2 separate regions of the Homo sapiens genome follow, and region 2 is linked to region 1. Evidence: read pairs that join two places in POLR2A ChIA-PET (ENCODE). Cell type or tissue: PC-3. All regions are shown on one strand. Links, peaks and the distances in the headings refer to the core of each region. The heading gives the core; the rest is flanking DNA.

The links. ChIA-PET counts read pairs that join two places held together with the same protein. Peaks named below come from ENCODE experiments on the same cell type or tissue, not always from the same donor. Only the 100,000 strongest peaks of a DNase experiment are listed, where the experiment ranks them.
Region 2: POLR2A ChIA-PET joins it to region 1 with 6 read pairs; 4 of 35 experiments call an interaction of 5 or more read pairs at or near these places.

What each region holds. Positions count from the first base shown.
Region 1 is chr21:33,416,195-33,420,194 of GRCh38, forward strand. All of the region lies in intron 2 of IFNGR2 (interferon gamma receptor 2), which reads left to right. Among named protein-coding and RNA genes, the nearest start is that of IFNGR2, 15 kb to the left of the region's middle. In PC-3, for the core only: no CTCF peak of the experiment used is centred there; DNase peaks (open chromatin) are centred at 1,567 and 3,507; H3K27ac peaks cover 3,418 bases.
Region 2 is chr21:32,775,426-32,781,347 of GRCh38, forward strand. All of the region lies in intron 1 of EPCIP-AS1 (EPCIP antisense RNA 1), which reads left to right. Among named protein-coding and RNA genes, the nearest start is that of EPCIP-AS1, 6.3 kb to the left of the region's middle. In PC-3, for the core only: no CTCF peak of the experiment used is centred there; no DNase peak of the experiment used is centred there.

The sequences.
Region 1 (4,000 bases), core at 1-4,000:
ACCCCCCATCAAAAAAAAGAGAGACAAAAACTATAATCATGAAGAGATACATGGAAGTGTATATTCATATCCATCAGTAGGAAAGTGACCAATTTTAGCCTGCTAACTTACGCTTGAACACTAAACCACAGACAGCCAATAGAAAGGATAATTAGATGTCATCTGGTAGAAATTGCAACTCTGTAAACTTTGGCATGTATTTGTATTTTTTATTTCTTATTTTTGTTACTTAAAAAAATTTTTTATTCACTTTTATACTGAAAAGTTGCAAGTGGTATGTATTTATTGTCAAGAATAGAAAGGGGCCGATCATGGTGGCTCACACCTGTAAAAGAATAGAAAAGTAGGCCAGGCATGGTGGCTCACGCCTGTAATCCCAGCACTTTGGGAGGCCAAGACGGGCGGATCACGCGGTGAGGAGATCGAGACCATCCTGGCTAACACGCTGAAACCCTGTCTCTACTAAAAATACAAAAAATTAGCTGGGTGTAGTGGCGGGCGCCTGTAGTCCCAGCTACTTGGGAGGCTGAGGCAGGAGAATGGCGTGAACCCGGGAGGCAGAGCTTGCAGTGAACCGAGATCGTGCCACTGCACTCCAGGCTGGGCGACAGAGCGAGACTCCATCTCAAAAAAAAAAAAAAAAGAATAGAAAAGTAATGTGGAAAAATGACAGGCAATTGATTTGTTAGAGGAGTAGGTTTCCAGGTAACTTGTTTTTCTTTTTCTTTTTCTTTTTTTTTTTTTTTTTGAGACAAAGTCTCCGTCACCCAGGCTGAAATGCAGTGGCACGATCTTGGCTCACTGGACCTCCGCCTCCCAGGTTCAAGCAATTCTTATACCTCAGCCTTCTGTGTAGCTGGGATTACAAGTGTGCACCACCCCACCCGGTTCAGATAACTTCTTTTTTTTTTTTCTGAGACAAGGTCTCACTCTGCCCCCCAGGCTGGAGTGCAGTGGCATGATCATGGCTCAATGCAGCCACAATTTCCTGGCTCAAGAGATCCTCCTACTTCAGCCTCCCAAGTAGCTGGGACTATGGGCGCACACTGCTGTACCCAGCTAATTTTTAATTTTTTGAAGAGATGGGGTTTTGCCATGTTGCCCAGGCTGGCCTCGAACTCCTGGGCTCAAGTGATCCACCCACCTCAACCTCCCAAAGTGCTGGGATTACAGACATGAGCCATCACACTGGCGTTTCTTATTTGTTTTTAAATGTCCGTTGTAACAGTATTTGCTTAATAGAAACAGGTGCTAAACTGAGGTTTGAGAGTTATCTCTAAATCACATTGATCTGTTCCTCCAGTAGTTATAAATTACGAACATTAAGTTACCTGTAATTAATGGAGCAATCCACCAGAGCAGGCTACACAATTTGCAAGACCCAGTGCAAAATGAAAATGTGAGACCCTTTATTTAAAAAGTATTAAGAATTTCAAGATGGCAACCGCAGAGCATCAAATGAAGTGCCTTTCTGAGAACGGGCTTGATGTGAGCGCACAGGTCACATGTCAGGAAGTTGGCCCTACCCTCAGCATTCAGCAAACATTACACCCTAGAGCTAAACAAGAAGCTTGTTGTGAGAGTCACGGCTGATGTATTGACTTAGGCTTGATGCTGATTTATGGGCTCCTTGGCCTTGAACAAGGAAGTACGTTTACTGATTTTCAGAGGAGATGCTTCTAAAAATGGGATAAAACGTTATTGCATTAAAAAAAAAAACCTTTGATAGAGTTTCATTTGATAAACTAACCTGTTTCACTTTGTCTTCTTTTCAAAAAGCATTTTATAGATATTTTCTCAGGGATAAAGGTTGGTTTTATTTTTTATTTATTTATTTATTTATTTTGAGACAGAGTCTCGCTCTGTCATCCAGGCTGGAGTGCAGTGGCGTGATCTCAGCTGACTGCAACTTTCGGCTCATTGCAACCTGCGGCTCACTGCAGCCTCCGCCTCGTGGGTTCAAGCGATTCTCCTGCCTCAGACTCCTGAGTAGCTGGGATTACAGGCACCCACCACTACGCCCGGCTGATTTTTATATTTTTAGTAGAGACAGCTTTTCACCATGTTGGCCAGGCTGGTCTCGAACTCCTGACCTCAGGTGATCCGCCCACCTAGCCTCCCAAAGTGCTGGAATTATAGGTGTAAGCCATCACGCCCAGCCTAGAGGTTGGTTTTAGTAAAAGAAACATAGGTTAGGGTACATGTGAATATTCCTGTTAGAAAAAGGTGAAATCGGGGATGATTTCTTTTTCTTTTTCAGTTTGTAGATTTGATAATGGAAGAGGGCCTTTGCATTTGTTTTTAGATACTTTGTTTTAGATACAAACATGTGTTTGGGACTTTTTATTAGTTTTGAGGCTTGTGAGACTTAAATTTCCACCGTGTTTCTCTACAATAAAGCATTGCTATGATTAAAAATGAAGATGCCTTTGTTTTTTGACAGAGTATCAAGACCAAAATTACATGGAGCACTTGATGGGAGAATTTCAAGTCTAAATCATGGGTAGCAGACAGTGGCTGCAGGCTATTTGGCTCCCAGTGTTTAATTTTTTTTTTCTTCAATTTGTTGCCAACATTAAGAAATCTGGACTTTTCACTTAGAAAAAAATAATAATAAATAACAGGAAAAAAAACCAATCCTGATGTCAGTTTTCCTTGAAAATGCAGACAGTCGGGCAGCAAGGCCCCTTCCAGATCACGCCTCCTGGTCTACTGCCAGCCCCTCTCTCAGACCTGCCCAGCCCTGTCTTCTCAAACATTTGTTTTTCATTTTCTTCTGATTTTAATAGCAATCCATGTTCTTTATAGAAAATCTGGACAATCTAGAAAAGTAGAAGAAAATAAAATAACCTGTTGTTCTACACTCTAAGAATAATCACTATTCTCATTTTATTTTACTTTTTATTTTATCTTATTTATTTATTTATTTGAGACAGAGTCTTACTCTGTTGCCCAGGCTGGACTGCAGTGGCGTGATCTCAGCTCACTGAAACCTCCGCCGCCTGGGTTCAAGTGATTGTCCTGCCTCAGCCTTCCAAGTAGCTGGGATTACAGGCGCCCGCCACCATGCCTGGCTAATTTTTTTGTATTTTTAGTAGAGATGCAGTTTCACCATGTTAGCTAGGCTGGTTTCGAACTCCTCACCTGAAGTGATCTGCCCGCCTCAGCCTCCCAAAGTGCTGGGATTACAGGTGTGAGCCACTGCACCCAGCCATTATTCTCATTTTAGACTTTTTTTTCTAAATTCGTTCTCTTGTTTGAAAATTGTGTGTGTGTGTGTGTGTGTGTAAACCAAACCAGACTGGGGTCACACTTCTGGGGTCTATTTCCTTTTTTATTTTAACTTGATGTAGTTAAATGTGAGCATTTTTTCATGTAATTATTTCTGTGTGGACATTGTATGTTTCATTATGTGACATATCACATGTGTTGTATTTAACTTTTCCCCAGTCATGGGCGTAGACAGTTGGCAGCTTGTGCCTGTCCTAAGTCATGACCTCGTACATGAATCATATCTGGTTATTTTCTTACACTTCTAGAAGAGAGGTTGCTGGGTCAAAGGGGATGGACTTACTTAATGTTTTTGTGAGTGACCTCACAAAGGCTGGACATAGCTCTTGAGTCCCAGGGACAGGCTGAGCCCCGGCAGTGGCAGGGGTTTGGGGGAGCAGGCCCTGCACTGCATTTGAGGAAGAGCCGTGCATGTTGCTCTTGGAGGAGGAGGAGCGGGGCGGTTAGAGGGTCTTTAGGTATCTGTCTACCTTGAAAAAGAAATCACTCACCTCTTCCAGAGCACGCCCCTCACCCCCGACCTGAGAGGAGAGGCTCGTGGTTTGCGATCCCTCTCCCCATTAGGGTCTGTCACCCTGGGGCTGAGTAGTAGGTATCTATGGCGGGTGTCTTCATGGAAGCCCTGGCCACGCATCTTGAAGTGGCTTTCATCTTGTCCCTTGCAACTTAAGCGGAAGATGCATCTTGGAGAGGGTCGGAGGTACAGTTA
Region 2 (5,922 bases), core at 1-4,000, 640 kb before region 1:
CGTGCACCACCATGCCCAGTTAATGTTTGTATTTTTAGTAGAGATGATCCGCACACCCCACAAGCTCCTGTGTTGGCCAGGCTGGTCTTGAACTCCTGACCTCAAGTAATCTGCCCACCTCGGCCTCCCAAAGTTCTGGGATTGCAGGCATGAGCCAACGTGCCCAGACATTTTTTAAAACTTCTTGACTTTTTTTTTTTTTTTTTTGAGACAGAGTTTTGCTCTTGTTGCCCAGGCTGGAGTGCAGTAGTGCAACCTCAGCTCACCGCAACCTCTGCATCCAGGGTTCAAGAAGTTCTCCTGCCTCAGCCTCCTGAGTAGCCGGGATTACAGGCATGCACCACCACGCCCAACTAATTTTGTATTTTTAGTAAAGACAAGGTTTCTCCATGTTGGTCAAGGCAGTCGCAAACTCCCGACCTCAGGTCGTCCACCTGCCTCAGCCTCCCAAAGTATTGGGATTACAGGCGTGAGCCATCGTGCCCGGCATAACACTTTGCTTAAAAAAATACACATTTACAGCTGCACAAAAATATCTTCTATTTTTACCATTTTAATTATTTTGTTTTACTTTTTAAACTTTAAAGCTAAGACACAAACACACACATCAGCCTAGGCCTACGCAAGGTCAGGATTATCAGTGTCACTGTCTTCCACTTCCACATCTTGTCCCACTGGAAGGTCTTCAGGAAAAATAACAAACATGGAGCTATCATGTCCTATAAAAACAATATCTTTTTCTGGAATACCTCCTGAAGGACCTGCCTGAGGCTCTTATATACTTAACTTTTTTTTTTGTAAGTAAAAAGAGTGCGCTCTAAAATAACAGTAAAAAGTATAGTATAGGCGTCCCCAACCACCTCCCACCCCTGCAGGAGGCAAGTGGCCAAAGGTAGACATTGTTCTCTCTCTTTTTTTAAGTTTATTTTTAAAATGTTAGAAGCCACAAAGCCAATAAATATGTAAAAAATATTCTATATACATTAGCTGATGTCTTAGTCCATTTGGGCTGCTACAACAAAATACCATTAATTGGGTGACTTATAAACAACAAATTTATTTCTCACAGCTCTGGATGCTGGGAAATCCAAGGTTAAGGCACTGGCAGATTTGTGTTCCGGTGAGGGTCTGCTTCCTGGTTCATAGATGGTACCTTCTAGCTGAGTCCTCACATGGTGGAAGGGAGACAACTGTGGTTTCTTCAGCTTCTTACCAGGGCACTAATCCCATTCATAAGGGCTCCACCTTTGTGACCTAGTCACATTCCAGCATCTCTACCTCCTCTGCTATCACACTGGGGATTAGTGTTTCAATATATACATTTGGGGGGAAGATAAATAGCTGGGCCTTAACAACTGATGAGGCCTCACTAAATATGCGAGAAATAAGATAAAGCAGGGGTCCCCAACCTCCAGGCCACAGACTGGTACCAGTCAGTGGCCTGTTAGGAACCGAGCTGCACAAGAGGAGGTGAGCGGCGGGTGAGCAAACAAAGCTTCATCTGTATTTGCAGCCACTCTGCATCACTCGCATTACCACCTGAGCTCTGTCTCCTGTCAGATCTGCAGCAGCATTGGATTCTTACAGGAACACGAACCCTATTGTGAACTCTGCACATGAGGGATCTAGCTTGTGCACTCCTTATGAGAATCTAATGCCTGATGACCTGTCACTGTCTCCCATCACCCCCAGATGGGACCATCTGGTTGCAGGAAAACAAGCTGAGGGCTCCAACTGATTCTACATTATGGTGAATTGTATAATTATTTCATTATATATTACAATGTAATTGTAATAGAAATAAAGTACACAGTAAATGTAATGCATTTGAATCATCCTCAAACCATCCTCCACCCCCTAGTTCATGGAAAAATTGTCTTCTATGAAACCAGTCCCTGGTGTCAAAAAGGTTGGGGACTACTGGTATAGCAAATACATAAACCAGTAACATAGTCATTTATTATCATTATGGAGTTTTATGTGGTATATGTAATTGTATGTGCTATACTTTTATACCACTGAAACAGAGGTTTCTTAATACCAGCATCACCACACACATGAGTAATGTATTGTGCTACAGTATTATGATTGCTATGATGTCACTAGATGATAGGAATTTTTCAGCTCCATTGCAATCTTTTTTTTTTTTTTTTTTTGAAACAGAGTGTAGCTCTGTTGCCCAGGCTAGAGTGCAGTGGTGCAATCTCTGCCTCCAAGTTCAAGCGATTCTTGTGCCTCAGCCTCCTGAGGAGCTGGGATTACAGGCACGTGCCACCACACATGACTATTTTTGGAATTTTTAGTAGAGACGAGCTTTCACCATTTGGCCAAGCTGGTCTCGAACTCCTGACCTCAGGTCATCCGCCTGCCTCACCCTCCCAAAGTGCTGAGATTACTGGCATGAGCCACGGCGCCTGGCCGCATTGCAATCTTATGGGACCACCACCATATATGCAGTCCATCATTGATCAAAACATCATTATGCAGTGCATGGTTGTATTCAGATACAACAGATTTATTTATAACTTTGCCAGTCTACCTATTTATATAGTTAAAGAGCAAAGTTAAACATTTAAAAGTTATCTTACTGCCCAAGCAAGCCAAAGGTTCTTCTATCAGAAGTTATAGAGATTGTGGAAATTAAATTCCTGAAATTGAATAGCTACCTTAACTGCCTGTCAGCTGGTATATTATCAGAAACTAATTACTTGATAAAGTACTTCTGTACTTTGAGTATCAAATATACTAATTTGTTTGTTGATATAGTATGTCATCACCATTTAATATTGCAATGCTTTTAGTATCCTGGGAAGACAAAGAACTAATACATCAACCATTTTGTTTCAATCAATAAATTGTTCCTTTAAAAAAAGTCATCTTTCCAAGCAATAATTCTGGTTAGTATTTTTCCCATGAAATTGTGACTTTACATGGATTAATTGACACACAGATTCAGACAAAATAGGCAATAAGCAGTTTGGTTTGCCAACTCAGTCCTAAACCATGCAGTCTGGAACAATGACTACCAAATTCAGGTCTGTGAACTTGTGAAAAGTTTTCCCTACTCAGCTGCCAAAATAAAAGAGGAAGGACAGTCTGTGTGTATAGAGTAACCAGATGTCCTTTCTTGGAAGAAATAGTCCTTTATTCTGAAATTATGTGCCTTTTTTTCTCTTTCATGTTAAGATGAGAAAATTTCTTTATTTCTATAAACAATGATGCTAATATATGGTAGTCTGTGAGTTTATCTTCATACCCTTACTTGGAAAACTGAAATGTAGTAAAAGCTATAGGCCCTCCTCAATTTTTTATTTTATCTTTAAAAAATTTTATCTGGTAGGTGAAATATAACAGCCTAGGAGTCCCTGATCTAGGATTTTCCTTTTTTTAAAAAAACTATAACTCTGGACATCTCAATAATTCTATTCTGGAAAAAGGCTGAAGAAATAATGTAATAATTTTTTAGATTGATTTAGACCTTACTTTGATGAAGGCAGTTCTGCAGTAACTTAAAGTAGAATGTCAACTCATGGGTGCCACGGTTTGAATGTATCCCCCAAAATTCATGTGTTGGAAACTTAATTCCCAATGTAACAATGTTGAGAGGTGAGACATTAAGACATTAGGTCATGAAGGGTCTGCCCTCATGAATGGATTCATGTGGTGGTCGCTGGATTAGTGGGTTAGTTATCTTGGGATTGGCTTCCTCATAAAATGCATGAGTCCAGCCCCCTTTCTGTCTTGCTCTCTTGTACTCTCTTCCCCTGTCACGTACTGCCGTGGTATGTGGTGCAGCAAGAAGGCCTTCACCAGATGTGGCCCCTCAACCTTGAACTTTCCAGCTTCCAAAACGATAAGAACTAAATTTCTGTTCTTTATAAATTATCTAAGCTGTGGTATTTTGTTATAGCAACACAAAATGTACTAAGACAATAGGGGAAGAGATTTTTATGTTTTGTTCACTGCTGTTTTCACAGTATGTTCAATGGCTCTTGGCACAGAATAGACAATATTCGTTGACTGAATGCTATTGGACATTATCTGTTTATTGAATTAGTGATAAATATTTTACCCTACGTTGATATAAATGGACATATTCTACAGGTAACAACCCTTTATTTCTAAAGCATGATCTCAATGTATTATAAATTACTGAAGTAGATTAGTTCTTTTCTTTTTTTTTTTTTGAGACGGAGTCTCGCTGTGTCACCCAGGTTGGAGTGCAGTGGCGTGATCTCGTTTCACTGCAACCTCCGCCTCCCAGGTTCAAGTGATTCTCCCGCCTCAGCCTCCCGAGTAGCTGGGATTACAGGCATACACCACCCGCCCAGCGAATGTTTGTAGAGACGGGGTCTCGCTGTGTTGCCAGGCTGGTCATTAACTCCTGACCTCAGGTGATCCACCCACCTCGGCCTCCCAAAGTGCTGGGATTACAGGCGTGAACCACCTCGCCCGGCCGATTAGTTCTTAAAGTAGTAATAGACATCTCCCCTCCACCTTTGGGAACTGCCTCCTCTAGGGAGAAGAGTACCCCGTGAGTTAGGAAGCCAGGTGATATGGTTTGAATATTTGTTCTCTCCAAATCTCACGTGGCAATGTGACCTCCTGTGTTGGAGGTAGGGCCTGGTGAGAGGTGTTTGGATCATGGGGCAGATGCCTCCTGAATGGCTTGGTGTCATCCTGTAACAAGTGTATTCTTGCCCTATTTGTTCCCATGAGAACCTACTGTTTAAAAGAGTCTGGTACTTCCTCTTCTCGCTCTCTCTCTCTCTCGCTTCTGTCTCACCATGTGACATGCTGGCTTTCCTTCACCTTCTGCCATGAGTAGAAGGTTCCTGGGGCCCTCACCAGAAAAAAATGCTGGTGCCATGCTTCTTGTACAGCCTGTGGGACCATGAGCCAAATAAACCTCTTTTCTTTATAAATTACCCTAGCCTCAGGTATTTCTTTGTATCAACAACAACAACAAGGGCACACACCCAAAAAGAAAAAAAAAAAAAAAAGAAATGGACTAAGACACCAAGTTACATTGTACTGGCTGATGCAAAGTGGGCTGATCAGAATCTCCCGAGATTTTGCCCTTGAAACAGAGACAGTGAGTCCCTGCTTATGGCTGGAATTGCAATGAACTCAAAAGCAGTAGGAAAGCCTTAAATTACATGTCAACTCAGGAGCCAAGAAAACTAGTCAATGTAGCGAGAGAGAAGAATGAGGACAGAAAGGATACTCTGAGGGCTTCTGGTACCTTCCCAGGTCCTTGACTCTTCCAGAAGCTGGACTGCACGCCATGTGTGAGTTCCCTTGATCTTCTTGGAATCCTTATAATAAATTTCCTTTTTGTTATTGTTGGTATTAATGATGTTTTATTGTGTTACGTATATTTGCTTAAAGAGTTATTTTCATTTTATAGTAGGGTAAATTTTATCTGTGTACCTTATACAATTGTTTTTAAAAGTTCACTTGCTTAATAACTCTTCACCTATAGCTTTTGTTCAACAGAGTTTTTCTCTTATTTCTTTCTTTTTAAAAACTATGCACACATACATCCTCACAAGCAGGCATTTAAGCAGCAAGTAACAGTGAGGAATGCTCTCTCTCCTGCAGGCACATAGTTATTGCAAGTAACTTGCTAATAGAGATAAGTACCTCTGTTTAGAGCATATAAATGGTCCTAGTTAAAATTGTTAGTAAATTTATACTTTGTATCAAACTCTATTAAAATGTAGCCATTGGTTCTAATTGAATGAGATCATTGTTTCTACTAAAACTTTGACTCAATCCAGGTTTAAAAGACCCCAAGGTTTTATTTATTTATTTTTTTAAATAAAGTTGTTACTTTAAAAATTATTGGCCACATTAGTATCCCCAGTGGAGATTCAACTCTTATAAATGTATTCCACTCATGAGTGTTTTGGCAATTCA